Regions from separate parts of the Homo sapiens genome. Here region 2 is linked to region 1. A link is a loop called in an ENCODE intact Hi-C map of the cell type or tissue named here. Cell type or tissue: heart left ventricle. All regions are shown on one strand. Links, peaks and the distances in the headings refer to the core of each region. The heading gives the core; the rest is flanking DNA. Region 1 overlaps FAM222B (family with sequence similarity 222 member B). Region 2 holds the start of FAM222B (family with sequence similarity 222 member B).

Region 1 (16,301 bases), core at 6,535-14,534:
GCCTGGCCAACATGGTGAAACCCTGTTTGTACTAAAAATACAAAAATTAGTCGGGCATGGTGGTGCACACCTGTAATCCCAGCTACTCAGGAGGCTGAGGCAGGAGAATTGCTTGAACCCAGGAGGCAGAGGTTGTAGTGACCTGAGATCGCGCCACTGCACTCCAGCCGGGGCAACAGAGCAAGACTGTCTCAAAAAAAAAAAAAAAAATACAGCTGAGATTTTTTTTGTTTGTTTTATTTATTTATTTATTTATTTAATTTATTTATTTTGAGACGGAGTCTCGCCCTGTGACCCTGGCTGGAGTGCAGTGGTGCCATCTCAGCTCACTGCACCCTCCACCTCCCGAGTTCAAGCGATTCTCTTGCCTCAGCCTCCTGAGTAGCTGGGATTACAGGTGTGTGCCACCATGCCCAGCTAATTTTTGTATTTTTAGTAGAGACGGGGTTTCACCATGGTTGACCAGGCTGGTCATGAATTCCTGAAGCTGAGGTTTTCTCACTGGCACAAATCTACCCTGAAGGCACAGGTGGTCCTTTTTCAGATGCCACCCAGGAAAGCAGAGAGTGTGACATCAGAACTCTAATAAAACCTCTTCTGGTCGGGGGCAGGGAGCAGAGATGAAAGCACTTTTGAATTTTCCAGTAGGGAAAAAGGTTTGTTCCTTAATTAGAGGTAGTCTGGGAAATGCTAGCACTTGTGCAGGTGCCCCAGGAGAGTTGGAAAAGCTTAGTTCTGTGGTCACTGTGATACCATAGTCCCCCTGCCTTGGGTAGCTAACGTAGCATACCAGCTGGCGTTAGGAAAACTAGCTAAAGCTCACAGAGAGGCTCTGCCAAAGTGATCGATCTTTCTCTGTAATGTCTGTAACTCATTTGGCCTGCTCCAGGTTACTACTTGATTCTCTTCAGCAGTTAAGAGTTGCATTCTGAAACACTTTCAGAGAGTAGTGCTAGTGTTGATTTCTGGATCTAATTCTGGAAATACCAGCTGTAAAATTATATTGGAATTTACATTTAAGAAAAAGTCAGACCCCAGTCAATTCTGTCCAGGAAAAAAAAAAAAAAGAAAACAAAAGAAAAATAGAAAAAGCCAGATGGTAATCAAAAGGTGTGGGTAGTTTGAAGCTTTTAAATAAAATGCCTCCACTCAGCCGCCAGGCCTCTGGAGGATTCCTTTATTCTGACATCTCTGCTTTCTAGAATATGTTGTGGGGAGAGGTTGTTTCATTCTTGTTTCATCACAACCCTCATGACCTTGCCACAGTCTGAGCTCATTCCGTACCTTTTCTACCCTAGCAGGATCTGATTCTTGACGTCAGTGAAACTGGTCAAGGGGCTTGTGGACTTTCTTAGTACTGGAGGAAGTCTTCTGGAAAGGATGACAAATGGATCCCAGAATTCTTTTTTTTTTTTTGAGACAGAGGCTCGCTGTGTCGCCCAGGCTGGAGTGGAGTGGCATGATCTCGGCTCACTGCAACCTCCGCCTTCTGGACCCAGGTGATTCTCCTGCCTCAGCCTCTCGAGTAGCTGGGATTACAAGCACATGCCACCATGCCCGGCTAATTTTGTATTTTTCGTAGAGATGGGGTTTTGCCATGTTGGCCAGGCTGGTCTCAAACTCCTGACCTAATGTGATCCTCCCACCTTGGCCTCCCAAAGTGCTTGGATTACAGGCGTGAGCCAATGTGCCTGATTGGATCCCAGAATTCTTTTTTTTTTTTTTTTTTTTTTTGAGACAGAGTTTCACTCTTATTGCCCAGGTTGGAGTGCAATGATGTGATCTAAGCTCATTGCAACCTCCACCTCCCAGGTTCAAGCAATTCTGTCTCAGCCTATCGAGTAGCTGGGATTACAGGCACCCACCACCACGCCCGGCTAATTTTTTGTATTTTTTTTTAGTAGAGATGGGGTTTCACCACGTTGGCCAGTCTGGTCCTGAACTCCTGACCTCAGGTAATCCACCCGTCTTGGCCTCCCAAAGTGCTGGGGATTACAGGCATGAGCCACCGCACCTGCCCTGGATCCCAGAATTCTTAAAGCAAGGATCACAAATTATGGACTGTAATCTTAGCAGTTCGTTTCATGCCAGTGAGAGCTCTAGAGTATTCTAGACTTGTGGAAGTTTCTTCTTGGGACTGTAATCACGGAGGACCTCAAGCTCTGTTTCTTACTGGTTCACTCCTTCCTGCCCAAACCAAAAGTTGACTTTCTGGAGTCTGCTGAATTCACCTCTTATCTTTACTTCTTTGTTTGCTATCAATAAATTCATTAATGCCTCTTTGCCATAGTTTAGCTGTTTTTTCTTTTGTTTTGTTTTGAGACAGAGTCTCGCTCTGTCGCCGAGGCTGGAGTGCAGTGGCGCGATCTCGGCTCACTGCAGCCTCCGCCTCCCCAGTTCAAGCGATTCTTCTGCCTCAGCCTCCTGAGTAGGTGGGACTACAGGTGCCCACCGCCATGCCCAGCTAATTTTTCTATTTTTAGTAGAGATGGGGTTTCACCATATTGGCCAGGCTGGTCTCGAACTCCTGACCTTGTGATCTGCCCACCTTGGCCTCCCAAAGTGCTGGGATTATAGACATGAGCCACCGCGTGTGGCCCTAGCTGGTTTAATTCTCTCTGTTCTTTTTTTTTTTTTTTTGTATTTTTTTTTTAGTAGAGATGGGGTTTCACTGTGTTAGCCAGGATGGTCTCGATCTCTTGACCTCGTGATCCGCCCGCCTCGGCCTCCCAAAGTGCTGGGATTACAGGCATGAGCCACCGCGACCGGCCTCTCTCTGTTCTTTCTATTGAAATCCAAAGATGTGGTTTGAGGGGCAGTATGTTACAGGTCACCTCTTAGGATCCACATCTCCTACTCATCTCTTGGTTGCAGGTATCAGGATTTAATAGATGTGAGATTGCAGTAATCATTCAAACGTTGGCTCTTTCTGGATTCATAAAGTTCCCTGAAGAAGGAGAAAAAAAGACAAAGATTGGTTCTTTCCAAAAAATACTGGGAAAAAAATGATATCTGCAAGACCACTGAGTGAAGGTGTTTTTGTATCCCCATCGTCAGAGTATTAGCTATACAGATGTGAACGTTTCTTAAGGTTGAGGTTTTTGGTTTATCAGTGATTTTTTCCCCCTTATTTTAAAATTATTATTATTACTATTTTGAGACATAGTCTCGCTCTGTTGCCCAGGCTGGAGCTCAGTGGCGCCATCTTGGCTCACTGCAAGCTCCGCCTCCCGGGTTCATGCCATTCTCCTGCCTCAGACTCCTGAGTAGCTGGGACTGCAGGTGCCCGCCACCAAACACCTGGCTAATTTTTTGTATTTTTTAGTAGAGACAGGGTTTCACTGTGTTAGCCAGGATAGTCTCGATCTCCTGACCTCGTGATCCGCCCACCTCGGCCTCCCAAAGTGCTGAGATTACAGGCGTGAGCCACCGCACCTGGCCTTTAAAATTATTTGTAGAAATAATATACATGCCAAAGTATAAAGACAAAAAATTGCCCTCAGATAGTAGCGGCTGTTCATGTTTTTCATGTTAAGACGGAGTCTCGCACTGTTTCCCGGGCTGGTGTGCAGTGGCAAAATCTCAGCTCACGACAACCTCTGCCTCCCAGGTTCAAGCGATCATCATGCCTCAGCCTCCCGAGTAGCTAGGATTACAGGTGCCCATCACCACGCCCGACTAATTTTTTGTATTTTGAGTAGAGACGGGGTTTCACTATGTTGGCCAGGCTGGTCTCAAACTCCTGACCTTGTGATCCCCCTGCCTCGGCCTCCCAAAGTGCTGGGATTACAGGCTTGAGCCACCACGCCCAGCCAGTGTTGTTATTTTATATATGTTGCAAAATACTAAATATATGGTTTTCCTTTTGCTCTTGTTCACTTAACATTGATACACACTGAAAGGTAAAAAGACTAATCATACTCTACCTTCCTCAGTTATTACTTACAGGTGTGTATCGGCTTCCAAAATCGTAAAAAGTAATATTCCAGATCCGATGATTGAGGCCAACTGCAGAGTCCAAGAAAGCACTCTCTTATTTAGTGTTCTGAGTTTTCCTGTTCTTTTATAAAGCCTTCTATATGCTGTCTGACCTTGGATTTAGCAGTCTTTTCATTTACCTATCTTTCCCTTAGAAGGCCAAGATGGGACTCTTACTAGCTAGGGAGCATCATTGCACCCTCTCCTTTAAAAAAAAAAAAAGAAAAAATATATATATATACACACACATATATATACACACACATATTTATACACACACACATATATATATATAATTGCCTCTTAATCATAGACATTGTGACCCTTAGAACCTTCTGAATGTACTATTCAAAATGGAAACTGATATGGCCCAACACTGTGGTTCACGCCGTAATCCCAGCACTTTGGGAGGCTGAGGCGGGCAGATCACGGGGTCAGGAGATCATGACCATCCTGGCTAACACAGTGAAACCCTGTCTCTACTAAAAATACAAAAAATTAGCCGGGCATGATGGCGGGCGCCTGTAGTCCCAGCTACTCTGGAGGCTGAGGCAGGAGAATGGCGGGAACCCAGGAGGCGGAGCATTGTAGCCGCCGAGAAGGCGCCACCGCACTCCAGCCTGGGTGAGAGAGCAAGACTCTGTCTCAAAAAAAAAAAAAAAAATATTAGCTGGGCATGGTGGTGCATACCTGTAATCCCAGCTGCTTGGGAGGCTGAGGCAGGAGAATCGCTTGAACGTGGGAGGTGGAGGTTGCAGTGAGCCAAGATGGCACTGCTGCACTCCAGCCTGGCTGATAGGCTGTCTGAAGAAAAAGGAAACTGATAGAACCTGGAGTTGAAGAGTGAGCCACAGGCTTTGGGAAAAGTCAAATCTAGGTTTCAGTCCTGGGCTCTGCCATCATTAATAGATTGACATATGTAGATTAAATGACAACCTCAAAAAATTAATAACAATCTGCCTTTTATATGGTCAACAGTTACTTATGGAGAGCCTCGTAAGTGTTAGTAGATGATGCTTTTCTAGATATAATAATGAACAAAACGAACCAAGGGTCTGTTCTTACTGAGTTTATATCCTAGTGGGGTGGAGAGAGATGGACGTAAAACAGGTGGTAATGATGGTGGTAAAAAGTGAGGGAAATAGAGGAGTTAACAACAGGAAGGGCCACGTGCCTGGGGTTAATTGTGTGGGAGGAATTGTTGAGTTCAGGGTCTCAGGATAGATTTTAAAAGAAAAAAATGAGGGAAATAAGGATACTGTTTTAGACATGGAGGTCAAAGAAGCCCTCCCCTTAAGAAGTGACATTTAAGCAGAAACCTGAATGAAGTGAGGGAGCTAGAAAAATAAGTAGACATCTGGGGCAAGAACATTCCAGGCAGAGGGAATGGTAAGGACAAAGTCCTAAAGCGGTAGCGTGTTTGGCTCGTTGAAGGAACTGCAGGGAAACCATGGTGAGACCATGGTGGCTGGAAGTAAGTCAGCAAGAGAGGGCAGGGTAGGTCAGAAGGTGAGGTCAGAGAACCAGTAGTAATAGATCATGGAGGGCCTTGGGGTCCATGTTAGGATTTTGTATTTTATTCTTAGATGGAAAGTCATTAGAGATATTTAAGCTGCTCTGACTTTCAGTTAACAGAATTGGCCGGGCGCGGTGGCTCACGTCTGTAATCCCAGCACTTTGGGAGGCCAAGGCGGGCGGAACACGAGGTCAAGAGATCGAGACCATCCTGGCCAACATGGGGTGAAACCCCGTTTGGGCCAGGCACGGTGGCTTACGCCTGTAATCCCAGCACTTTGGGAGGCCGAGGCGGGCGGATCATGAGGTCAGGAGATTGAGACCATCCTGGCTAACACTGTGAAACCCCATCTCTACTAAAAATACAAAAAAAAATTATCCGGGCATGGTGGCAGGCGCCTGTAGTCCCAGCTACTCGGGAGGCTGAGGCAGGAGAATGGCGTGAACCCGGGAGCGGAGGTTGCAGTGAACCGAGATCGCACCACTGCACTCCAGGCTGGGGAACAGAGCAAGACTCCATCTCAAAAAAAAAAAAAAAAAAAAAAAGAACTAACATTGCTGAATAGAGAATAGATTGGGTGATAAAGGGTAAGCGTGGAACAGACCATTTAGAAGGCTAATAGTAATCCCATCTAGAGATGATGAGATGACAGGTGAAGTTTGTTACCTGTTTCCAAGGCTTGAGAGACTCAATTAAGAAAACATCACTAAAGCCCCTCATACAGCCCATTTCACAGTTTTAGCTCCCAGTACTTGTTAATTCTCTTCCTTTCCTTGGAGTTTGCCTTCAGCTGTGTTAGGGTCTTAAGGGAGAAGTTATTATGTAAAGATCAGCATCCAGACCCCAACAGAAGTCTCTCTTTTTTTTTTTTTTTTTTTTTTTTGAGACAGAGTTTTACTCTTGTGGCCCGGGCTGGAGTGCAGTGGCGCAGCCTCTGCTCACTGCAACCTCTGCCTTCTGGGTTCAAGCAGTTCTCCTGCCTCAGCCTCCTGAGTAGCTGGGACTACAGGCATGCGCCACCATGCCCAGCTAATTTTGTATTTTTAGTAGAGACAGGGTTTCACCACGTTGGCCACGCTGTTCTCGAACTCCTGACCTCAGGTAATCTGCCCGCCTCGGCCTCCCAAAGTGCTGGGATTACAGGTGTGAGCCACCGTGCCCGGCCAAGACTTTTTTTTTTTCTTGAGGCACTGAAGTTGGCTCACTGTGTTCATTCTGTTTTCCCACCCACCAGAGATCTTAAAAAGACTGACGCTGTGCCAGAACTCTTGGACAGCTCTGTTCTCATTAAGGCATTCAATCTTCAGTTCTTTCTGCAGTTGCTATCTTAGACACAGTTTGAGCAGCCTCTTTTACAAAGTGTCTTTTCAGCTACCTGGTCTTGGAAGCAGGAGCCCTCTGATACTCATCATGACAAGGTAGTTTAATATACCTGAGAGAGCCCTCTCAAGAAAATAAGGAGATTTTTGTCGTCTTTAACTTTTGAGCTTTTCCCCCACTCCTTTTTTGCTGTGATCTAAAGCCATAATTTGCCACCTTGGTTTCTGAAATATGGGAAAAGAAGTTCGTGTACTTATTTAGGAAAATCGTATTTCTGTTACCTAAGGAGCTTGCATTGTTGACAGGGCTTCTTTCGCTACAGAAGGCCCCATCAATGTCTGCTTGCTTGGGCTGTGTATGTCTGGTTGGTAAACATCACTAATGAAACTCGTGCGGTCTTGACATGTCAGGATTGCCTGCACGAAGAGAGCTGCTGGCAGCCTTTCTCCTTGCTTTAGTCTGGGAGCAATGCATTTCTTTTGAGGGGGTGGGAGAGGTAGTTCAGGAGGTCTAATTGCATGTCAGGAAGGGTGAAGCCCCAGAAATTTGCAAACAGAATTTGCTTTAACAGTGGTTAATTGTGCCTCCTAGGATGCTTTCCTCCTTCCATTTAAAAGTGAGTTCGGCCGGGTGCGGTGGCTCATGACTGTAATCACAGCACTTTGGGAAGCTGAGGCGGGCGGACCACCTGAGGTCAGGAGTTTGAGACCAGCCTGACCAACATGGTGAAACCCCATCTCTACTAAAAGTACAAAAATTGGCTGGGCATGGCGGCATGCGCCTGTAATCCCAGCTGCTAGAGAGGCTGAGGGACGAGAATCGCTTGAACTCAGGAGTCAAGGGTTGCAGTGAGCCAAAATTGTACCACTGCACTCCAGCCTAGGTGACAGCAGAACTCTGTCTTAAATAAATAAATAAATAAGTAAATAAATGTAAGTTCATGGCCGGGTGCAGTGGCTCACACCTGTAATCCCGGCACTTTGGGAGGCCGAGGTGGGCGGATCAACTGAGGTCAGGAGTTCGAGACCAGCCTGGCCAACATGGTGAAACCCCGTCTCTACTAAAAATACAAAGAAATTAGCCAGGCGTGGTGGCGGGTGCCTTTAATCCCAGCTACTCGGGAGGCTGAAGCAGGAGAATCGCTTGAACCTGGGAGGCAGAGGTTGCAGTGAGCCAAGATCGCACCATGGCACTCCAGCCTGGGCAACAAGAGTGAAACTCCGTCTCAAAAAAAATAAAATAAAAGTGGGTTCATATTACTGGCTCACAAGTCAGACATTGGGTACCTTTGCAATCATATAATGTGCTGCTTCTGAAAATGTCTGGCTGGTCTCCAACCAGGCCTATAAATGGGCTGGCTGAGCCAGGCCCTATGAGGGCCCACTCTCCTCAGGAATACTGAGACATTATAAATGCACCTGTACTTTCCAGTTGTATGAATAGGTGCTTTCCAGTTTTATTTCTCCCATCCATACATCTGTGGTAACTGAAAAATCATTTTAACCATAGTGATATTTGACAGCAAATTGTCGTCACAGATAAAGATGTAAGTATACTTTCAACCAACACACTGCTAATTAAATTGCTTTATGTGTCTAAACTTGGGCCTCACGCCAGTCATATCCAGTGTTCCTACTCTCTTCTTCGAATGAGTTGCCTTGTGTTTCATGACCTTGTTTTTGTTCATTACAGTGTGAGCCACTGCCCCATGTTGTGTTGATGCCAATCTGCCATGCTAGCCTGTCTACCAGGGCCAGGTGACCTGTCCTTTCAGCTTCTTTCTCACACGCAGATGAACACTGGACTTCAGAAATGTAAGTAATCTGGATCCTATGGAGCATGTGTGATTCTTTGTTTTTGTCTCTACATTTGGGCCGTCCTTGAAGCACATCTGGGGTACACTGACCTTGAATTTTGACACCTTTCTTTTTTTTTTTTTTTTAAGACGAAGTCTTGCTCTTGTCACCCAGGCTGGAGTGCAATGACGCGATCTTGATTGGCTCACTGCAACCTCTCCCTCCCGGGTTAAGCAATTCTCTTGCTTCAGCCTCCCGAGTAGCTGGGATTACAGGTGCCCACCACCATGCCTGGCTAATTTTCTATTTTTAGTAGAGATAGGGTTTCACCATGTTGGCCAGGCTGGTCTCAAACTCCTGATCTCAGGTGATGCCCCTAACTTGGCCTCCCAAAGTGCTGGGATTACAGGTGTGAGCCACTGTGTCCAGCCATTAGGGGTCTGCTTAAATTCTGTAATTCCCCATTGTATCTCAATTTTAATTGTTGCTGATAGCTTTCTGTTGAACAACAAAACTATAAAGAGCTTCAGGGGAAATATATATATATATATCACCCTTAAAAAAGGTGTTTCAGTTTGAACCTTCATAGGGAATTGAATGAAAACTCACAGTCCAGATTACTTACTATATCTCTGAAATAAACTATGCTGTTCTCTTGTTTTGAACTCTCTTAGTAGTCTACCATGGAAACAGACAGTTCCCTTTGGCTTTGCTACCTGCCTTCTGAGTCAGTGTGACTTTAGTTCACAGGAAGTCAGGGAGCTTTTGCCCTCAGAAGAGATGGAGAGCTAGCTTTCTCAGTCTCTCTGGGCATTTTCCTGCTAATACACTTCCCAGAAGATTGAGCCTTTGAAAACTGTTAGATTCTTGTCTTAACTTTCTGGAATTGGGGTTTTATACTTCATATTTTCCCGGACTCCTTCCTACCTTCTCTCCCTGTAATACATGATCTGCAAGGAAAATATTCTATTCTTGGCACATTACCATGTATAGTATCTTCAGGTGTAAAAACAGCCCTAAATTTGGAATAGACCTTCCATTCAGAGCACAAAGGGGAAATCATTGAGGTGGCTAGGCTTCCCTTTGATAGGAAAGGTGCTTCAGCACCTTAACTGAACCCCTTATGACAGGGGTTAACAAACTTTCTGTAAAGCCCAGATAGCCAATAATTTAAGCTTTGTGGGCCATGTGGTCTCTGTTGCATCTACTCAACTCTGGCATTGTAGGGCAACGGCAGCCACAGACAATAAACAAATGAGGGTGTCTGTGTTCCAGTGAAACTTTTTTACAAAAAAACAGCAACTGGACCAGGCACGCAGGCTGTCGTTTGCCAGCCCCTGCCATGTGAGAACATCATCAGAAGTTAAAAATGGTCCAGCCTTTAGACTTCATTTCTTTGAGAGAGCGTAAGACTCAGAGCCTGGCTAGTTCTGGAATTTGGCCAGTGAATCCAGCTCTATGTAATAACAGCTGAAGGTGGTAGTCCTCCTTCTACAGTTGCCTGACACAATAAGGCAAGCTCTGCTATAGCTTTCTCAACCCATCCTTTATCTTAATAAGTGATGATTGGGTGATGAAGGTGTTATGTTATACTCTCTGGTCATCCAAATCAGCATCCTAACTGCATCGTGCCTATTTCTGGGCTTCTGGGGACACAACTGGAGAGGGAACGTACTTAGAGGCATGCAGTAAGATGACAAAGAGAAGCTTCCTTTGTTCTGGGTTCCTTAACACACTCTGACAGCTTTACCCAAAGATGTGATATCAAGGGAAAAGCCATTTGGAGGACGGGCAAATTGGCAGCTTTATCTTGGTGTTCACTTTTATTATTTTTATTTTTTTTTTAATTATTTTTTTTAGATAGAGTTTTGCTCTTGTTGCTAGGCTGGAGTGCAATGGCGTGATCTCGGCTCAACGCAACCTCCGCCTTCTGGGTTCAAGCGATTCTCTACCTCAGCCTCTTGAGTAGCTGAGATTACAGGCATGCACCACCACGCCCAGCTAATTTTGTATTTTCAGTAGAGACAGGGTTTCTTCATGTTGGTCAGGCTGGTCTCGAACTCCCGACTTCAGGTGATCCGCCTGCCTCGGCCTCTCAAAGTGCTGGGATTACAGGTGTGAGCCACCACACCCAGCCCACTTTATTTTATTTTATTATTTTGAGGAGGACTTTTGCTCTTGTCACCCAGGCTGGAGTGCAGTGGCACGATCTCGGCTCACTGCAACCTCCGCCTCCCAAGTTCAAGTGATTCTCCCGCCTCAGTCTCCTGAGTAGTGGGATTACAGGCATGAGCCACCATGCCCGGCCCTTTTTTTTTTTTTTTTTTTTTTTGAGATGGAGTCTCCCTCTGTCACCCAGACTGGAGTGCAGTGGCGCAATCTCGGTTCACTGCAACCTCCATCTCCCGGGTTTAAGCAGTGCTCCTGCCTTAGTCTCTCGAGTAGCTCAGATTACAGGCATGCGCCACTGGAAATTTTTTCTTTCTTAATCCTAAACCTCTGCTCTGTATTTCCCCTTCTCAGGATCACAATATAGTAGTGGCTCTGTAAATATTTACTGTTTGAATAGCTGATAAAAGGTCCTTGGTCCTTAAACCATCTTCAGATAACAACTTTGATTTCCTTCCATGGCAGAACACTGGGGCTCTGGGGACAAATGCCAAAATTACCTTCTTTTACTGCTTCTTTATGTGCATATCTGCCCCCTAGTGGAGGGGTCTGGAAATGGCAGATTGACCCAATGACTGGATAAAGTCATAGAAATAATAGCTAACATTTGTCAAGTTGCTACCATGTGCCAGGCACTATATTGAATATTTTCACATATGTTGTCACCCATTCCTCAAAAATTCCATATGGAAGACTCTCTTGCCTTTGTCAGAAGGATAAGGTATAGAGAGAGGGTTTGTCACTTGCCAGTGCCACATGACAGTCCTGTGACTGGCCCATACTCAGCTCAGACTCTGAAATCTGTGTTTGAACACATTGCCTGTGCCTCTCTGCCTACAGATAGAGGTTCCTGTTGCCTATGCCACCTGTGCCCTCTGACCTTCAAAACAGAAGGATGAACAGAGAGGTCTCCATTGGGAGGACTGAATTTCAGGCAGAAAATTGCCTCCAGTCCATCCTGGAATAGACAGCAGTGCTTTCTGTTACATTTAACTCTCAGGCTGAAGGCCAGGTTGTCCTGCAGTTGGGGCTTCCTTAGTCAGTTTTCTTTGTGTTGTCTGTGGTCAGACTCAGCCACATCTGCTATCCTTGAATGGTAACTATTGACCATCATTGTTTCATTTTCAATGAAAATGCTCATTTAGTGAAAATGTTCATTGACTCTCGATCTTAGTAATTCTGTGAAGTAGGAGAGCAGAATTCATCCCTGTTGATAATTGAGGAATGACAGGCTCTCAGTATGGGCAAATGATGAAGCTAGTACTTGAATACAGGTTTCTCTAACCCTTTACAAACTACAGATTTCCTATTCCCTACATTGTCTATGTCTCTATTAATGACACTATTGGTATAAGCTATTTAAGTAAGTCGCTTACAAAGCTGTGGTATCTGTGTTGGCTGTGTAGTTACAGAAATACATTACAGAAGAAAATAAGTAGTCAGGGTGCCTGTGTGGGGGCTGTGATAAGTGTTGAGAAAACTTTTTTTTTTTTTTTTGAGACGGAGTCTTACTCTGTCACCCAGGTTGGAGTGCAGTGGTGCGATCTTGGCTCACTGCAACCCTGCCTCCCGGGTTTAAGCAATTCTTTGCCTCAGCCTCCCGAGTAGCTGGGATTACAGGCACCTGCCACCATGCCCGGCTAATTTTTTGTATTTTTTTAGTAGAGACGGGGTTTCTCCATCTTGGCCAGGCTGGTCTTGAACTCCTGACCTCGTGATCCACCCACCTCGGCCTCCCAAAGTGCTGGGATTACAGGCGTGAGCCACCATGCCCAGCTGAGAAAACTTTTTTTTTTTTTTTTTTTTTTGAGATGGAGTCTCGCTCTGTCACCCAGGCTGGAGTGCAGTGGTGCAATCTTTGCTCACTGCAACCTCCACCTGCCGGGTTCAAGCAATTCTCCTGCCTCAGCCTCCCAAGTAGCTGGGACTACAAGTGCGCTCCACCATCCCAGGCTAATTTTTTGTATTTTTAGTAGAGACAGGGTTTCACCATGCTGGGCAGGCTGGTCTTGAACTCCTGACCTCATGATCCACCCGCCTCGGCCTCCCAAAGTGCCAGGATTACAGGCATGAGCCACTGCGCCCAGCAGAAAACTTTTTTTAAGAGTTAGGCTTAAGTCTGGTATGTGAGGTAGATGGTGCTGTATTCCCAGAATGATACCCCTTTTTTGTTCAATATACTGTACTCATCTTTGGGGTTCTTCCTTAACAAAGCTACTGTAGCCTTGTGGCCACCCTCCCTACCCTCATTTCACTTTATTTCTGAATCCTTTGACAGCCCTCTTCACCATTTCAGCATCAGTGGAGGCAGGACAAAGAAAACTAATCAATGTGGATAAGTGTCCCCTTCCATACTCCTGAATGAGGTCAAGCTTCCCCCTTGCCTCTGCTAAAAAAAACCTCAGAGTTGGTACTAACTTGGAACAAAGGGACTCTTCTACTCATCAAGGTACTATACGACTTCTACTTGGATTTCAAGGAGAGAAGCCCACCAGCATGGAGGTGGGCTAGGTTTAAAGCACTGTGCTAGGAGTATTATATGAGATTATGACCAATAAGACACATAGGTACAGTGGTTGACCAAGGCAGCTTCTGTTGGAATTCTGATGTCTTGAGTTTAGGGACTTGCTCTCAATCAGTGATCCCAGACTTTTTTGCCAGTATTTGAAAGCACAGACCTGTTTTGGGAGGTGGGGATGCCTGGCTCTTTTTGCCCAGATCTGCTTGTGAGCATGGGCCCAAATCTCTCTGCCCCTCCTGACTTGAGCTTTCTTTTCCTGCTTCCCAGAGCAGGAGTTGCTAACCAGCATTATCACCAAACAAAGAGAGCTGTACCCATTTTCCTTCTAATATGCTCATTAGCCTACCTTTGTTCTAGGTGATGCCCAGTGATGTGACTTTGAATAGAGTCTCCTTTGGGCCAAGGCCACCTGAGGCCACAAGCTGGGCATTCAGTCAGATTAGTCGTTGGCCTATCCTCCTGCCTTTTGCAAGAGGAGGAAGTAAGGAGAGAGTCGGCTAGCTGAGCCTGGGCTTCCTGCCAAGCCACTTCTGCTTTGGGCAGTCTGTGTACTCATTCAGCAAGCATTTATTAGGCACCTTTTGTGTATACTCAGGGGAGACCCTCCCTCAGAGACGAGAGAGTAGAGCAGAGCCCCCTTGCAGGAGGTTGGCATCCTTAAAGAGCCCTTGTTCTCAGAACCTTTTCCTTTTTGACTGGAAGCCGGACATCCGCTGAGCCCCCTGATGGGAGGCAACAGGAGATGGGAACAAAGAGACTGTTAACATTAATGAGGCACACCGAGTGGGCATTTCCGCAGTCTCCAAAGGCAGGCAGGTTTTTCCTCTTTCTTTTTGGAAAATGACAGCTGACATGGACCAAATACAGACTATTTTTGGCTCTCAGGACTGAAAGGACTGAAAGATGCTCTGAATCCTTTCTTCTCAATTCCCTCCCTGCTGCCCTGTCATTATTATCTTCCTTCTCAAGCAAATAAATAAAGCCTTTGATCCTCATCCAGTCGGGCATAGAGTAAACTGTAAACAAAAGTGAACTTGTGACATGGGGAAGGGGAGAGATGTTGGCAGCTTATTCCTCTGCTCCTGAAAGGAAGCATTCTGTCTACTGTTCAGGGTGCCCACCCAGTGGGCAAAGCCCCCCAGCTGCCAAGATGCAAGGGAAAGCTGATCCCTCATTGGTCCCTGCAGACTGAAGAGTCGTAGCTCTGGGTACCCTCTAGACTGAAGGGCCACCATGGCCCTGACAAGGAGCTTTGCTTAGAACCTACCCCCAAGCCACATGGGCTGGTAGAGTTCCAGACCCTGCATTTCTCTCTTTTTTTTTTTTCTTTTTCTGAGACAGAGTCTTGCTCTGTCGCCCAGGTTGGAGTGCAGTGGTGCGATGTCGGCTCACTGCAACCTCCGCCTCCTGGGTTCAAGCAATTAATCCTCCTGCCTCAGCCTCCCAAGTAGCTGGGATTACAGGTGCTTGCCATCACGCCTGGCTAACTTTTTGTATTTTTAGTAGAGACGGGGTTTCGCCATGTTGCCCAGGCTGGTCTTGAACTCCTGACCTCAGATGATCCACCCACCTTGGCCTCCCAAAATGCTGGGATTTACAAGTGTGAGCCACCGTGCCCAGCGACCCTGAATTTCTGTGTAGGGGGAGAACTCTCGGTTACCTCTCTGAGAATTGGCCAAATTCTGGTTCTGCAAGATATGAGACTTTGAAAGATGCTTTGCTGTTCTGATCTCTACTTACCTCATTTATAAAATGTAAATGATGATAGTGCCTGCTTCTACAGCAATAGTGAGGATTCATTGAGATGGCCTGTCATCTGGCAGAAGGCCTGGCCCACTATAAGCACTTACTGAACATTAGCAGTGCTTGTTAATGTGAAGACTGAAGCTGGGTCTCGAATGAAGGCTACAGATGACAATCTAGTCATTTCCCCACCCCACCCCAGGCCCTCAAAAGGGGAATCTGGAAGGGCTGTTTGCCTTGGCACTGATGAGCTCCCTCTCCCTCTTTGCTCTCCTTCCCATTCTCTCTCTCTAGGGGACACTACACAGAAAATGAGAACTGCTCACTATCCTACCCCAGCCGAATTGGATGCGTATGCTAAGAAGGTCGCAAACAACCCACTGACTATAAAAATCTTCCCCAACAGTGTGAAGGTTCCCCAGCGGAAACACGTTCGTCGTACTGTGAACGGCCTCGACACATCAGCCCAGCGCTACAGCCCCTACCCGACACAGGCTGCCACCAAGGCAGGCCTGCTTGCCATTGTCAAAGTGCCAGCCAAAAGCATACTCAAGGACTTTGACGGCACCCGAGCCCGGTTGCTCCCTGAGGCCATCATGAACCCCCCAGTGGCACCCTATGCTACTGTGGCACCCAGCACTTTAGCCCACCCCCAGGCCCAGGCTCTGGCCCGCCAGCAGGCCCTGCAGCATGCACAGACCCTGGCCCATGCCCCTCCCCAGACGCTGCAGCACCCTCAGGGTATCCCGCCACCCCAGGCACTGTCCCACCCTCAGAGCCTCCAGCAGCCTCAGGGCCTGGGCCACCCTCAGCCCATGGCCCAAACCCAGGGCTTGGTCCACCCTCAGGCCCTGGCTCACCAGGGTCTCCAGCACCCCCACAATCCCTTGCTGCATGGAGGCCGGAAGATGCCAGACTCAGATGCCCCCCCGAATGTGACCGTGTCTACCTCAACTATCCCCCTTTCAATGGCGGCCACTCTGCAGCACAGCCAGCCTCCGGACCTGAGTAGCATCGTGCACCAGATCAACCAGTTTTGCCAGACGAGGGCAGGCATCAGCACTACCTCAGTGTGTGAGGGCCAGATCGCCAACCCCAGCCCCATTAGTCGCAGTCTGCTCATCAATGCAAGCACCCGGGTGTCGACCCACAGCGTCCCCACACCAATGCCTTCATGTGTGGTCAATCCCATGGAGCACACCCACGCGGCCACCGCCGCGTTGCCTGCTGCAGGTCCTGTCAACCTGCCCACAGGCAT
Region 2 (16,301 bases), core at 5,629-13,628, 77 kb before region 1:
CGTCCCAAAGTGCTGGGATTACAGGGATGAGTCACTGCACCTAGCCTAATTTCTGTATTTTTTATAGAGACAGGCTGTCACCATGTTGCCCAGGTTGGTCTTTTGTTTGTTTGTTTGTTCGTTTGAGACTCCCAGGCTGGAGTGCAATGGCATGATCTTGGCTCACTGCAACCTCTGCCTCCCGGGTTCAAGCTATTTTCCTGCCTCAGGCTCCCAAGTAGGTGGGGTTACAGTCTTCTGCCACCACGCCCGGCTAATTTTTTGTATTTTTAGTAGAGATGGGGTTTCACCATGTTGGCCAGGCTGGTCTCGAACTCCTGACCTCAGGTGATCCACCCACCTCGGCCTCCCAAAGTGCTGGGCTTACAGGTGTGAGCCACCATGCCTGGCTTGGCCCAGGCTGGTCTTGAACTCCTGGGCTCAAGTAAGCCATCTGCTTTGACCTCCCAAAGTGCTGAGATTACAGGTGTGAGTTACTGCCCCTAGCCTTGGAACATTTTTTTGTTTTGTTTTGTTTTGTTTTGAGATGGAGTCTCCCTCTGTCGCCCAGGCTGGAGTGCAGCGGTGCGATCTCAGCTCACTGCAACCTCCACCTCCTGGGTTCAAGCAATTCTTCTGCCTCAGCCTCCTGAGTAGGTGGGATTACAGGCGCACCCCACCAAGCCCGGCTAATTTTTGTAGTTTTAGTACAGACGGGGTTTCACCATATTGGCCAGGCTTGTCTCAAACTCCTAACCTTGTGATTTGCCCACCTTGGCCTCCCAAAGCGTTGGGATTACAGGTGTGAGCTGCCATGCCTGGCGGAACATTTTTTTACAATTTTTGATTTTTATAGAAAGAACCTGTTCAAAATTGGTCAGACACTGCACACGAGAAGTTTCTAGAACCACAATGATGAAAACAACAAAAACCGACAGACAGAAGAAAATAGGCAAACAGACAGAACCTACAAACAGAACAAACAGAACAAAAATACCCGAGACTAAACTGTTTCAAAATCAAGGTCCCAGTTGACCAAAGGATTCTAAAGAAACTCATGTGGCCGGCCGGGCGCGGTGGCTCAAGCCTCTAATCCCAGCACTTCGGGAGGCCGAGGTGGGCGGATCACAAGGTCAGGAGATCGAGACCATCCTGGCTAACACGGTGAAACTCTGTCTCTACTAAAAATACAAAAAAGCCGGGCGTGGTGTCAGGCACTTGTAGTCCCAGCTACTTGGGAGGCTGAGGCAGGAGAATGGCGTGAACCCAGGAAGCGGGGCTTGCAGTGAGCCGAGATCGCACCACTGCACTCCAGCCCGGGCGACAGAGCAAGACTCTGTCTTAAAAAGAAAAAAAAAAAGAAACTCATATGGCCAAGGGTGAGGAGACTCCAATGCCTGAGCAAGTACCCAGAGTGGAAGGAAAAACAGTTCAGAAATTCAAATCGCAATCCCTGCCCGCTGGCCCCTCATGCTATCAAGAGTGAGGCAAAGGGCTTCACAGCTTTATGGGGCAGAGAAGAGAGTGATGACAATAGGACAATAGCTTAAATAATGGGAGGAGGGGGAATTTTTTTTTGAGACAGAGTTTCACTCTTGTTGGCCAGGTTGGAGTGCAATGGCATGACCTCGGCTCACTGCAACCTCTGCCTCCTGGGTTCTAAGTGATTCTCCTGCCTTAGCCTCCTGAGTAGTTGGGATTACAGGCATGCGCCACCACGCCTGGCTAATTTTTTGTATTTTTAGTAGAGACGGGGTTTCTCCATGTTGGTCAGGCTGGTCTCGAACTCCCAATCTCAGGTGATCCGCCCTCCTCGGCCTCCCAAAGTGCTGGGATTACAGGCGTGAGCCACTGCGCCTGGTGAGGAGGGGAATTTTTACATTTCAACTTTTTGTTTTCTCTTCCCTTATAGGGAAAGAGGAGAGAGTGGTAGCTTGAAGTTAAGGAGAAAACAGTGATTTTTTTTCTTCTTCTTTAATGTAGAAAACATCTAGGAATGGCAGGCTGTAATGAAAAAAATGCCAAATTTGGCCACTTCCTAAAGAGGAGGTGGGCGCTTGTGTGGGTTGGTTATGAGAGTTACCAACCTTGGGTGTTGCAGCTTCTTGGAAGAAAACACTCCAGATACAAAGATTTGAGGGTGAGAGAGTAGAAGGGGGGCCAGAATGGGCAACCCTTAAGTGGTACCAAAATTAGCTGCGGCCTGCTCCCTGCTGGTGAGTTCCTGGAGTGTAGAGAATAGCAGGGAAGGAATTGGGGTAGAAGAGAAAATAAGTTGATATGCTGATTTAAAAAAAACAACTCTACTCAAGGCTCCATGGCCCCGGGTCCGAAGAGTAGAAAATCGCTAAGTGTCAATTACAGTGCTTTCTTGGGTCATCCCCCACTTTTTTTTTTTTTTTTTGAGACGGAGTCTCGCTGTCTCCCAGGCTGGAGTGCAGTGGCGCAATCTCGGCTCACTGCAAGCTCCGCTTCCCGGGTTCTCGCCATTCTCCTGCCTCAGCCTCCCCAGTAGCTGGGACTACAGGTGCCCGCCACCACGCCCGGCTAATTTTTTGTATTTTTAGTGGAGACGAGATTTCACCATGTTAGCCAGGATGGTCTCGATCTCCTAACCTCGTGATCCTCCCGCCTCGGCCTCCCAAAGTGCTGGGATTATAGGCGTAAGCCACCGCGCCCGGCCGGGTCATCCCCCACTTAACATGAGCTCAGTTCTGGTGGGGAATCAGTGCTGCCAGGACTAGGGGTATGGGCTGGTGGCCCAGTCTAGACTCTTGGCTCCCAGGGGAGAGGGGAAGGTGGCGCCCCCTGCTGGAGACTATATGACAACAACATATATTCCTATATTTGAACCACTGCGGGTCTTCTGAGCCATTTCCCTACTTGAATTTCTTTTTTTCTTTCTTTGAGACAGTCTTGCTCTGTCGCCCAGGCTAGAGTGCAGTGGCCCGATCTTGGCTCACTGCAACCTCCGCCTCCCTGGTTCAAGCGATTCTCCTGCCTCAGCCTCCCAAGTAGCTGGGATTACAGGTAGCCACCACCACACCGGCTAATTTTTTTATTTTTAGTAGAGACACACTTTCACCACCTTGGCCAGGCTGGTCTTGAATTCCTGACCTCGTGATCCACCTTCCTCAGCCTCCCAAAGTGCTGCGATTACAGGCGTGAGCCACCGTGCCCGGGCCCCTACTTGAATTTCTTACCAAGGGCAGAATAGTGGATTTTTCCCCTGCCAATCATTAATTCATTATATACAATATAGTTATCCATAGAAACACCCCTACTGCAAACTCAGACCATGTGGTTGGATGAGGCTCACCCCAGGCAAGGAGCACACAACTCGGAACCAACTCAATCAGCGTATAACATTCTCTAGCCCATGATGATTGTTTTAGAGATGGGCACATAACCCAGGGAGATAAAACGTACAAGGAGAATTTTGCTTCTTTCCCACTGGAGCTGGATGTAAGAAGACATAATATCTGGAGCTGCTGCAGTCATGTTGATACCAGAAGGGGAGAGCCAACCCAGAGAAAGATGTCATTTATTCGCTCCTGAACAAAAATCTATTGAGTACTTGCTATGTGCCAGACACCGCTCTAGGGTTCAAGTCACCCACCTCAGCCTTCCAAAGTGTTGGGATTTCAGATGTGAGCCAACATGCGCAGGCTCCATCTGCTTCTCTCTCCTTCATCTTCACTACACTATTTTGTTTTCTTTCTTTCTTTTCTTTTCTTTTTTTTTTTTTTGAGGCGGAGTCTCGCTCTTTCGCCCAGGCCGGAGTACAGTGGCGCTATCTCGGCTCACTGCAAGCTCCGCCTCCCGGGTTCACACCATTCTCCGGCCTCAGCCTCCGGAGTAGCTGGGACTATAGGCGCCCGCCATGGCGCCCGGCTCATTTTTTGTATTTTTAGTAGAGACGGGGTTTCACCATGTTAGCCAGAATGGTCTCGATCTCCTGACCTCGTGATCTGCCCACATCGGCCTCCCAAAGCGCTGGGATTACAGGAGTGAGCCACCGCGCCCGGCCTTGTTTTTCTTTATTTAATTAATTTATTTATTTATGTTTGAGATAGAGTCCTTCTCTGTCGCCCAGGCTGCAGTGCAGTGGCACGATCTCGGCTCACTGCAACCTCCACTTCCCAGATTCAAGCAATAGTCCTGCCTTAGCCTCCGGAGTAGGTGGGATTACAGGCTTCCGCCACAATGCCCGGCTAATTTTTTGTATTTTTAGTAGAGATGGGGTTTCTCCATGTTGGCCAAACTGGCCTCGAACTCCTGACCTCGTGATCCGCCTGCCTCAGCCTCCCAAAGTGCTGGGACTATAGGCATGAACCACCACGCACGGCCCACTACACTATTTTAGTAAGGAAGATAAAGTTACACCTTGTAACTTGGGGTCACGGAAGTTTTAGATTTTTTCTTTTTCTTTTTTTTTTCTTTTGAGACGGAGTCTCTGTCGTTCAGGCTGGAGTGCAATGGCACTATCTCGGCTCACTGCAACCTGTGCCTCTGGGGTTCAAGCGATTTTCCTGCCTCAGCCTCCCGAGTAGCTGGGATCACAGGCATGTTCCACCATGCCCGGCTAATTTGGTATTTTTAGTAGAGATGGGGTTTCTCCATGTTGGTCAGGCTGGTCTCGAACTCCTGACCTTAGGTGATCTACCCACCTAGGCCTCCCAAAGTGCTGGGATTACAGGCGTCAGCCACCACGCCCAGCGCTAATTTTTAAATCTTTTGCAGAGACAGAGTCTCACTACGTTGCCCAGGCTGGTCACGAACTCCTGGCCTCAAATGGTCCTCTGCCTTGGCCTCCCCAAGTGCTGAGTTTACAGGCATGAGACACCACGTTTGGCCTTTCCCCAGATATTTTTGTTCTTCGGATGGTTGAATTCCTAGATGCTGAACCCTTGGATATTGAGGACCAATATTGAGCAGGAGAGGGCTGTGGGGTTAATAGAGGATTTTCTTTTCTTTTTTAAGAGGAAAATTTTATTCTTACTGAGATGGAGTCTGGCTCCCCTAGGCTGGAGTGCAATGGTTGAATCTCACTGCAACCTCCGCCTCCCAGACCCAAGCAATCCTCGCTCTTCAGCCTCCCAAGTAGCTGGGACTACAGATGCGGGCCACCACACCCGGCTAATTTTTTGGTAATTTTTTTGTACAGACGGGTTTTCACCATGTGGCCCAGCTTGGTCTCAAACTCCGCCTACTCCACCTCCCAAAGTGATGACATTACAGGCGTGAGTCACCGTACCTGGCCTGAACATTTTTTTTTTAATTAAAAAAATTTTTTTGAGACACAGTCTCACTCGGTTCCTTAGGCTGCGGTGTAGTGTAGTCTAGGCTCACTGCAACCTCTGCCTCCTGGGTTCAAGTGATTCTCCCACCTCAGCCTCCCAAGTAGGTGGGACCACAGGTGTGCACCACCACATCCAGCTAATTTTTTTTTTTTTTTTTGAGATGGAGTCTTGCTCTGTCGCCCAGGCTGGAGTGCAGTGGCATGGTCTCGGCTCACTGCAACCTCCACCTCCTGGGTTCACGCCGTTCTCCTGCCTCAGCCTCCTGTGTACCTGGGACTACAGGCGCCCGCCACCATGCCCAGCTAATTTTTTGTATTTTTAGTAGAGACGGGGTTTCACCGTGTTAGCCAGGATGGTCTCGATCTCCTGACCTCGTGATCCACCCGCCTTGGCCTCCCAAAGTGCTGAGATTACAGGCGTGAGCCACCAGGCCCAACCCTTATTTATTTATTTATTTTTCTTTTTGAGATGGAGCCTTGCTCTGTCACCCAGGCTGGATTGCAGTGGCGCAATCTTGGCTCACTACAACCTCCACCTCCCGGGTTCAATTGATTGTCCCACCTCAGCCCCCCAAGTAGCTGGGACTACAGGCACCCGCCACCATGCCCGGCTAATTTTTTGTATTTTTAGTAGAGATGGGGTTTCACCGTGTTAGCCAGAATGGTCTCGATCTCCTGACCTTATGATCTGCCCACCTCGGCTTCCCAAAGTGCTGGGATTACAGGTGTGACCCACTGTGCCTGGCCTATTTATTTATTTTTTCTTTTTTTCCTTTTTTTTTTGAGACAGAGTCTCGCTCTGTCGCCAAGGCTGGAGTGCAGTGGCGCGATCTCGGCTCACTGCAAGCTCCGCTTCCCAGTTCATGCCATTCTCCTGCCTCGGCCTCCCGTGTAGCTGGGACTACAGGCGCCCACCACCACGCCCAGCCAATTTTTTTGTATTTTTGTATTTTTTTTTTTTGAGATGGAGTCTCGCTCTGTCCCCAGGCTGGAGTGCAGTGGCACCGTCTTGGCTCACTGCAAGCTCTGCCTCCGGGCTTCACGCCATTCTCCCGCCTCAGCCTCCCAAGTAGCTGGGACTGCAGGGGCCCGCCACCATGCCCGGCTAATTTTTTATATTTTTAGTAGAGATGAGGTTTCACCGTGTTAGCCAGGATGGTCTCGATTTCCTGACCTCGTGATCCGCCCACCTCGACCTCCCAAAGTGCTGGGATTACAGGCCTGAGCCACCGCGCCCGGCCCTATTTATTTTTTTAATTGAGATGGAGTCTCACTCTGTTATCCAGGCTGGAGTGCAGTGGTGCGATCTCGGCTCATTGTAACCTCCGTTCCTGGGTTCAAGCGATTTTCCTGCCTCAGCCTCCTGAGTAGCTGGGACTACAGGTGCATGCCACCATGCCCAGATAATTTTTGTATTTTTTCAGTAGAGACAGGGTTTCACCGTGTTGGCCAGGCTGGTCTCGAATTCCTGGCTTCAAGTGATCCGCCCGCCTTAACCTCCCAAAGTGCTGGGTTTACAGGCATGAGCTATCTTGCCTGGCCACTATTTTTTAGATTTTTTGTAGAGATGAGTCTCCCTATGTTGCCCAGGCTGGTCTCTAACTCCTGGGCTCAAGCAATCCTCCCAACCTGGCCTCCCAAAATGTTGGGATTACAAGCATAAGTCACTATGCCCAGCTTTATTTTTAATTTTTTTTTCTTTTGAGACGGAGTCTCGCTCTGTCGCCCAGGCTGGAATGCAGTGGCTTGATCTCGGCTCACTGCAAGCTCCGCCTCCCGGGTTCACGCCATTCTCTTGCCTCAGCCTCCTGAGTAGCTGGGACTACAGGCGCCCGCCACCACGCCCGGCTAATTTTTTGTATTTTTAGTGAGACGGGGTTTCACCGTGTTAGCCAGGATGGTCTCGATCTCCTGACCTCATGATCCGCCCGCCTCGGCCTCCCAAAGTGCTGGGATTACAGGCGTGAGCCACTGCACCTGGCCTATTTAAATTTTTTTAACATTCCTCATTGAGCACTCAACTTGTCTTTTTTTCTTCTCTTTTTCCCCCTTACGTTGTATCTTGGGCCTTATGTGTCCAAACTCTGAAGAGAGGAGACCAGCGCTGGAGTTGAGAGAGAAAAAAGAGCCATGGTGATGAGGAGAGAGTTTAGTCCTGTACCTCCTCTTGCCTGCTGCTTTCAAGTCTGTTTTGTTGAATTCTCAGGACTCGATTGAGCTTAGTCTCTTGTCAGGCTATGCCAAAGCAGCACAGTAGTCTAGGGACTGACAGTTGGGCCTCACTGGACTTTAGTGGTTTTCTTTTACCAGTTTGAAAAAGGGCCAGGCTCACAGTGAGAGCTGGAAAGCAGGGGACTATTTGCCTGCGAATTCCTCAATAGCATACACGCGATGCCTAGAACATTTCTGTCCAATAAACAGCATGTGCTTGATAAACATACTGAACTTAGCGGTGTCCCCAGTGCATTCTAGGCGAGGTCACCTCCTTGACAAGGTCCCCAGGACTTCATTGCACCTCCTAGCTAGTAGCGTATTCTAGGATGGCAAAGCTGCCTTTACATAATTACCCCCGATACATTCTAGACACGATCATCTTGAAAGAGACCCAAATTTTACCAGGCATGGTGACTCAGGCCTGTAATCCCAGCACTTTGGGAGGCCGGGGCGGGCGAATCATCTGAGGTCAGGAGTTCGAGACCAGCCTGGCCAACATGGTGAAACCCCGTCTCTACTAAAAATACAAAAGTTAGCCAGGCGTGGTGGTGCAAGCCTGTAATCCCAGCTAGTCAGGAGGCTGAGGCAGGAGAATCGTTTGAACCCGGGAGGCGGAGGTTGCAGTGAGCTGAGATCGCGCCACTGCACTCCAGCCTGGGCAACAAGAGCAAAACTCCGTCTCAAAAAAAAAAAAAAAAAAAAAAGACCCAGGCTGGGCGCGGTGGCTCATGCTTGTAATCCCAGCGCTTTAGAAGGCTGAGGTGGGTGGATCACCTGAGGTCGGGAGTTCGAGACCAGCCTGACCAACATGATAAAACCCCGTCTCTACTAAAAATACAAAATTAGCTGGGCGTGGTGGTGCATGCCTGTAATCCCAGCTACTCGGGAGGCTGAGGCAGGAGAATCGCTTGAACCCGGGAGGCGGAGGTTGTTTGAGCCGAGATCACGCCATTGCACTCCAACCTGGACAACAAGAGCGAAACTTCGACTCAGAAAAAAAAAAAAAAAGACCCAAATTTATCATCAGTGGTCACCTCAGAGCACCTGAATTCAGGCCTTTAAGTGCAAGTAGGATGCAGAATTCTGGAAGAGCCAGTAAGTCTGTGGCTCCTTGGGGAAGCGCGATCCAAGGGTTTAGTAACCTAGGCACGGTACTCCAGAGGCGTACCCTGAGGCAGCCGCCAAATTCTCTAAGCCTCAGAATTCTTCAAGGCCAGCTCCCATGTCCACTAGAGACCCAGGGGTCCAGACCATCAGGCACTGAGGAAGACGCCCCCGGCAGGGGCTGCGCAGGCGCGTGCGGCCCGAAAGGGCCCAGGCGCTACACGCTGCGCAGGCGCAGGAGCGGCTCCGGGTAGTCCCCACAGCTGCGCCGGTGACTGAGGGGCCGGGCAGTGGAGAAGTGGTGGCGGCGGGCGGCGGGCGGCAAAGGAGCAGCCATGAGGGCCGGGCCCAGTCACCGACCGTGAGTAGTGGTGGAGGGGGAGTGGACAACGCGTGGGAAGAGGGTAACTTAGCGGAAGGATACATGACTTTGTGGGGTGGGCTCTGACTGTGGGAGACGGAAGGGCGTGGGGGAGGTACAGTTTGAGGTGATGATGGGAGAATTTGGGGCACGGGTGGCCCGGTCGCCGGCCGCAGAGCTGGACAGCTTGGTGGAGGGGGACGGGGTTGCGTGCTGTGGAGTGAAGCAGCCCATTTGTATCATCCCTTCCTCCAGGAGCTTTTGGTCGCCTCTCCTTTCCGCTTCTTTCAGAGAATGATTGCGGGGGGAGGGTGGTGGAGGATGAAAGCTCTGCTGGAGCTTAAGAAGCCACCTCTGAACCAGGCAGGGGAAGGGTCGGTCTCCCGGAGTAATAGGCTGCTCTGGGTAGAGGATGGGAGTCGGGAACCCTCTTTTGAAAGCCGGGAGGGGTCTAGGGAAAAGAGCTAGGGGCTTAGAGTCAGGCAGGTTCGAAAGGAAGTCCACCATTGATAAAGCTGTTAGGTAACCTTGGGCAGGTCCCACTTAACCTTTCTGAACACCAGGAAGATGTCATGCTTCAAACGGGCTATTGCAAGCATCACCTATGTAATTGAGATTGTTTATGCAAATTGTGAATTGTAAGTACTATGTTGATGTTAATGTATCACCAACAATGTTAGTGGAATTTAGACCTTACCGTTGTTAATGGAATGACTGATTTCTCTGTTAAGATAAGAAGCGTATTGTTTGTAAAACCTCAGTAGACACATATGTGCTTTCTTTATGGGCACAGCAGACCATGTGCAGAACTACCAGTTCTGTAATGTGATAAATTAGCCATCAGACTTCTGTAGGAAAAATACCGTACTCCGGCGTTTTTACAAACGGTTTGCAGCTCCTCACCCGAAAGGATGGAGGGCCAATCTATTAAAATATTTTCTGAACATAGCTAACTCATGTTGCCTTATAACACAGTTGGCACTAATGTGCTTTAACGAGTTGAGAAAAGGCCGGGTGCAGTGGCTCATGTCTGTAATCCCAGCACTTTGGGAGGCCGAGGCGGGCGGATCACGAGGTCAGAAGTTGGAGACCAGCCTAGCCAACGTAGTGAAATCCCGTCTCTACTAAAAATACAAAAAATCAGCCGGGTGTGGTGGCGGGCGCCTGTAATCCCAGCTGCTTGGGAAGCTGAGGCAGGGGAATCACTCGAACCCGGGAGGCAGAGGTTGCGGTGAGCCGAGATAGTGCTATTGCACTCCAGTTCGGGTGACAGTGCGAGACTCCGTCTGGAAAAAAGAGTTAAGAAAACTAGTTTGAGACAAGCTGGGAGGGCTGCCCAGTGAGGGATGTGAAAATATAATTTGTTTATTATATTTTATTTTATTTTTGAGACGGAGTCTCGCTCTGTCGCCAGGCAGGAGTGCAGTGGCATCATCTCGGCTCACAGCAACCTCCGCCTCCCGGGTTCAAGCGATTCTCCTGTCTCAGCCTCCTGAGTAGCTGGGATTACAAATGCCCACCACCACGCCTGGCTAATTTTTGTAGTTTTAGTAGAGATGGGGTTTCACCATGTTGGCCAGGCTGGTCTTGAACTCCTCACGTCAGGTGATCCACCCACCTCGGCCTCTCAAAGTGCCGGGATTACAGGCGTGAGCCACCGTGCCTGGCTATTTTGTTATCTTTATTTTTATTTTATTTTATTATAATTTTTTTTGAGGTGGGTGAAGGAGTCTTGCTCTGTCACCCAGGCTGGAGTGCAGTGGTGCGAACTTGGTTCACTGCAACCTCCGCCTCCTGGGTTCAAGCAATTCTCCTGCCTCAGCCTCCCTAGTACCTGGGATTATAGGCACGTGCCACCATACCCGGCTAATTTTTGTATTTTTTTTAGTACACTCGGGGTTTCTCCATTGCTGGACAGGCTGGTCTCAAACTTCTGACCTCAGGTGATCCGCCCGCCCCAGCCTCCCAAAGTGCTGGGATTACAGGCGTGAACCACCGTGCTTGGCCCATTTTATTATTTTTAAATTATAAAAAGTTCTCCTTTGCAAAGGAGTCTCTGGCTGCTCCGGGGACCTGTCGCTGTTTTGGAGGTCAGATATGCATAAGGCAGCCCTCTAGCTCTGCTTTTTGTTACCCTGCTTGTCAGTGGGATCTCTCAGGTGGAATATCTCAGAAGAGGAGCCCAAGAGGTGTCTTGGTTTTCCTGAGAGGCTGAAGAAACACTCCTGAGACGTGTTTTTTAATGTAGACAAAGCAGAGGACAAACTATGTGTTTATGGAAAGAGAAAATGGGTTCTTTTTATTTTATTTTGTTTTGACACAGAGTCTTGTTCTGTCGCCCAGGCTGGAGTGCAGTAGCGCAATCTCGGCTCATTGCAACCTCCACCTCCCGGGTTCAAGCAGTTCTCCTGCCTCAGCCTCCAAGTAGTTGCGATTACAGGCACCCACCACCATGCCCGGCTAGTTTTTGTATTTTTAGTAGAGATGGGGTTTCGCCATTTTGGTCAGGCTGGTTTCGAACCAGGTGATCCGCCTGCCTCGGCCTCCCAAAGTGCTGGGATCACAGGCGTAAGCCACCAAGCGCAGTGAGAAAATGGTTTCTAAAGTAGAGATGCAGACTCCTTTTAAAAGGACATAGACACTTCAGCTTTGCTGACTCTGAGGATTGAGACCTTAAACTGTCAAGGCGTTTTGGCAATTGATGAGTGATTGGTCTTTTACCTGAGTAAAGGTAGGGAGGGGCTATACTAGATTCTTGAAGATTCACAAATAAGGGGAGTGAATTTACAGGAATGGGAAAAATGAACCTGGTTGTTTTTAACTTCTCTGTCTGGTAAAATGTGTTTCACTTTTCTTTCCTGGAAATGCACAGTGATGTATAATTTTAACCTTTTTACTTTAGTTCCTTGACCGTCCCAATAGATTATTTGTCTATAATACTTTGTTTAAGATAATAGTTTTAAAAATAAAGCATTTGTTACTATTGTGATAGGTCATTACAGAAATTTATTCCATGTTTGACTACTACATGGAGTAGAGTATAAAATGTTAAAGCTGGGCATAGCTATCTTATTTTATTTTTTAATAGTTGGACATTTATTTTTAATGTTGGTAATGCATTTTTCCCCCTACTGGAAATTTCCATCAGTTCAAATAAGCGCATAAATGCCACCCATGTTATGTTAAAATAATAGAGGTTTGTTCAGCTGTGATGAGAATTTCCTGTCCTCCTCTCCTTCTGTTATCTTTCCTACTTGTGGTTACTTTTATGTAGTAAATGACCTTACAAAATGAGGATTTCTTTCCCTGGGGAAGAAAAAGGGGTGGGCTAGTATCTTGATTGCCTTTCGTGTGAGAAGTTTTTCTAAAGTGGGAGAGGAACTTTGGAGATTTAAGGACTTCCTGTGAATCTCTGACATACCAGGGGCTAAAATAAATATTTATTGGCTTATTATTATCATTATTATTATTTTTTGAGACGGAGTCCTGCTCTGTTGCCCAGACTGGATTGCAGTGGCGCGATCTCGGCTCACTGCAAGCTCCGCCTCCCGGGTTCTCGCCATTCTCCTGCCTCAGCCTCCCTAGTAGCTGGAACTACAGGCACCCGCCACCATGCCTGGCTAATTTCTTTTCATATTTTTAGTAGAGACGGGGTTTCACCGTGTTAGCCAGGATGGTGTCGATCTCCTGACCTTGTGATCTGCCCGACTCAGCCTCCCAAAGTGCTGGGATTACAGGCATGAGCCACCATGCCCGGCCTTATTTTATTTTTTTTGATACCAAGTTTCACTCTGTTGCCCAGGCTGGAGTGCAATGGCGAGATCTCAGCTGATTGCAACGTCTGCCTCCTGTGTTCAAGTGATTCTCTGGTCTCAGCCTCCTGAGTAGCTGGGATTACAGGCGCGTACCACCATACCTGGCTGATTTTTGTATTTTTAGTAGAGATGACGTTTCACCATGTTGGCCAGGCTAGTCTCGAACTGCCGACCTCAGGTGATCCGCCTGCCTCGGCCTCCCAAAGTGCTGGGATTGCAGGTGTGAGCCACCGCGCCCAGCCAAAAATCTTTTTTTTGTTTTTAAATTCTATTTATTTATTTATTTATTTTGAGATGGAGTCTCTGTCGCCCAGACTGGAGTGCAGTGACGCGATCTCGGCTCACTATAAGCTCCGCCTCCAAGGTTCACGCCATTCTCCTGCCTCCGCCTCCTGAGTAGCTGGGACTACAGGTGCCCGTCACCACGCCCGGCTAATTTTTTGTATTTTTAGTAGAGATGAGGTTTCACCGTGTTAGCCAGGATGGTCTCGATCTCCTGACCTTGTGATCTGCCTACCTCGGCCTCCCAAAGTGTTGGGATTACAGGCGTGAGCCACCGCGCCCGGCCTATTTGTTGTTTTTTTGAGACAGGGTCTCACTCTGTCGCCCAGACTGGAGTGCAGTGGCGCCATCTTGGCTCAGCGCAACCTCTGCCTCCCTGGCTCAAGCAGTTCTCCTGCTTCAAGCAGTTCTCCTGCTTCAGCCTCCTGAGTAGCTGGGATTACAGGCATGGCACTACTGCCCGGATAATTTTTGTATTTTTAGTAGAAATGGTGTTTCACCATGCTGGCCAGTCTGGTCTCGAACTCCTGACCTCAAATGTTCCACCCGCCTCTACCTCCCAAAGTGCTGGGATTACAGGCGTCAGCCACTGCATCCGGCCTAAAAACATTCTATTTAAAAACAAAATTATTGGTCGGACATGTTGGCTCACTCCTGTAATCCTAGCACTTTGGGAGGCCGAGGTGGGTGGATCATTTGAGGTCAGGAATTCAAGACCAGCCTGGCAAACAAAGTGAAACCCCGTCTCTGCTAAAAATACAAAGATTAGCTGGGCATGGTGGCACCCGCCTGTAATCCCAGTTACTTAGGAGACTGAGGCGGGAGAATCGCTTGAATCCAGGAGGTGGAGGTGGTAATGAGCCGAGCTCATGCCATGGCACTCCACCCTGGGCGAAACAGCGAGCGAGACTCCGTCTCAAAAAACAAAAAAAAAAAAACAAAAAGAAGTATTTAATATCTATTTCTGTCTTATTACCTCTCAGGGTCTCGATTGTTTCCCTGTCAAAGCTCTGTGACTTATAGTGAAAAGGACTACAATTTAACAAGAAAAATACTAAATTTTCTTTATTACAGATGCATTTAATACAAGGAGGGGTAATCAGATTTGCTGGCTCAATTTTTTTAAAAATTTATTTATTTATTTTTTTTTTTTTTGAGACGGAGTCTCCCTCGGTCGCCCAGGCTGGAGTGCAGTGGCTCGATCTCGGCTCACTGCAAGCTCTGCCTCCCGGGTTCACGCCATTCTCCTGCCTCAGCCTCCCTAGTAGCTAGGACTACAGGCGCCCACCAACACACCCAGCTAATTTTTTGTGTTTTTAGTAGACACGAGGTTTCACTGTGTTAGCCAGGATGGTCTCGATCTCCTGACCTCGTGATCCACCCGTCTCAGCCTTCCAAAGTGCAGGGATTACAGGCGTGAGCCACCGCACCTGGCCTTTAAATTTATGTATTTATTTATTTACTTTTTGAGATGGAGTCTCACTCTTGTCACCCAGGCTGGAGTGCAGGGGTGCGATCTTGGCTCACTGCAGCCTCCACTGCCCGGGTTCAAGCTTCTCCTGCCTTATCCTCCTGAGTAGCTGGGATTACAGGTGCCCGCCACTATGCCTGGCTAATTTTTGTACTTTTAGTAGAGATGGAGTTTTGCCATGTTGGCTGGGCTGGTCTCGAACTCCTGACCTCAGGTGATCAGCTTAAGGGAGGAGCCCACCCCTCTTATGCCCAATATGGGTCTTATGCCCAATATCTGCCTCCAAAGAAAGAAGTAAAAACTAAAAGGCAGAAACGAAATCCACCAGTAGACAGCCCGGCGCCACACCCTGGGCCTGGTAGTTAAAGATCGACCCCTGACCTAATAGGTTATGTTATCTATAGATTACAGACATTGTATAGAAAAGCACTGTGAAAATCCCCATCCTGTTCTGTTCCGTTCCAATTACTGGTGCATGCAGCCCCCAGTCACGTACCCCCTGCTTGCTCAATCGATCACGACCCTCTCACGCAGACCCCCTTAGAGTTGTGATCCCTTAAAAGGGACAGGAATTGCTCACTTGGGGAGCTCGGTTGTTGGAGACGTGAGTCTTGCCGAAGCTCCCGGCCGAATAAAGCCCTTCCTTCTTTAACTCAGCATCTGAGGGGTTTTGTCTGTGGCTTGTCCTGCTACAAGCCCGCCTCATGGCCTCCCAAAGTGCTGGGATTACAGGCGTATGCTGGCTCAATTATTAAATGGTGGTTTGGTACAACACTGGATCATACTATTTCATGGGAAAATATAGGTCATTTAAGAAGTGATTTAGGGCCAGGCGCGGTGGCTTATGCCTGTAATCCCAGCACTTTGGGAGGCCGAGGCGGGTGGATCACAAGGTCAGGGGTTTGAGACCAGCCTGGCCAATATGGTGAAACCCCATCTCTTCTAAAAACACACAAATTAGCTGGGTGTGGTGGTGGACGCCTGTAATCCCAGCTACCTGAGAGGCTGAGGCAGGAGAATTGTTTGAACACGGGAGGCGGAGGTCTCAGTGAGCCGAGATCATGCCACTGCACTCCAGCCCGGGCAACAACAAGAGGGAGACTCTGAAAAAAATATATAATAAAAATAAGAAGTGATTTAAGTTGGCATGGTGGTTCATGCCTGTAATATCAGCACTTTGGGAGGCCTAGGCAGGAGGATCACCTGAGCCCAGGAGTTCCAGACCAGCCTGGGCAATAAGGTGAAACCCTCTCTTTACAAAAAAATAAAAAAAAATGAGCCGGGTGTGGTGGCATGCACCTATAGTCCCAGGTACTTGGGAGGCTGAGGTGGGAGGATCACTTGAGTACAAGAGATGAAGGATGTAGTGAGCAGTAATCTGAGCTGTAAACTCGCTATTGCACTCCAGCCTGGGCGACAGAGTGAGACCCTATTTAAAACAACAACAAAAAACTGTTTTGTTTAAAAGATTTACTTGGTTACCAATTTTCTGGGAACTAACCCTGAAACTAGTTGGGAAAAATATGCAAATCTAGAAACAACATAAGTATCAATTTGCGAATTTGTGTAATGTCTTTTTTTCTACCAGTAAGCCATAACTAGGCTTGAATCGTAAGCTTTTTGGATTCTGTGGCCTCATTGAAAAAATGTTGGAGTTGATCCTTTCAGCAGTCAACTTCAGCAAATATTTAAGTGTCTACCATGTGTTATGTCTTGTACTAGGCGCTGGGAGGGAATTAAAATATAAATGACAAAATCATTTTTAAAGAGTTC

Evidence for each region. A loop is a pair of places that touch in the nucleus more often than their neighbours do. Peaks named below come from ENCODE experiments on the same cell type or tissue, not always from the same donor. Only the 100,000 strongest peaks of a DNase experiment are listed, where the experiment ranks them.
Region 2: a loop joins it to region 1, with 2.9 times the contacts of the local background. A loop is called at or near these places in 58 of 110 quality-filtered maps.

Annotation. Positions count from the first base shown.
Region 1 is chr17:28,758,913-28,775,213 of GRCh38, reverse strand. FAM222B (family with sequence similarity 222 member B) reads left to right here. Exons shown (of 3, transcript NM_001077498.3): 2 at 8,507-8,628; 3 at 15,338-16,301. The coding sequence starts at 8,547. LOC124903965 (a long non-coding RNA gene) reads right to left here and starts at 4,420. Exons shown (of 3, transcript XR_007065689.1): 1 at 3,947-4,420; 2 at 2,835-2,947. RefSeq lists enhancers at 13,338-13,934, 13,935-14,532. In heart left ventricle, for the core only: CTCF peaks have their summits at 11,109 and 11,319 (motif pointing left); DNase peaks (open chromatin) are centred at 11,318 and 13,793; H3K27ac peaks cover 826 bases.
Region 2 is chr17:28,835,341-28,851,641 of GRCh38, reverse strand. It overlaps FAM222B (family with sequence similarity 222 member B), which reads left to right and starts at 8,852. Exons shown (of 3, transcript NM_001077498.3): 1 at 8,852-8,960. RefSeq lists silencers at 2,782-2,831, 8,884-9,073 and enhancers at 8,759-9,273, 13,115-13,998. In heart left ventricle, for the core only: a CTCF peak has its summit at 8,727; a DNase peak (open chromatin) is centred at 8,831; H3K4me3 peaks cover 2,126 bases; H3K27ac peaks cover 1,027 bases.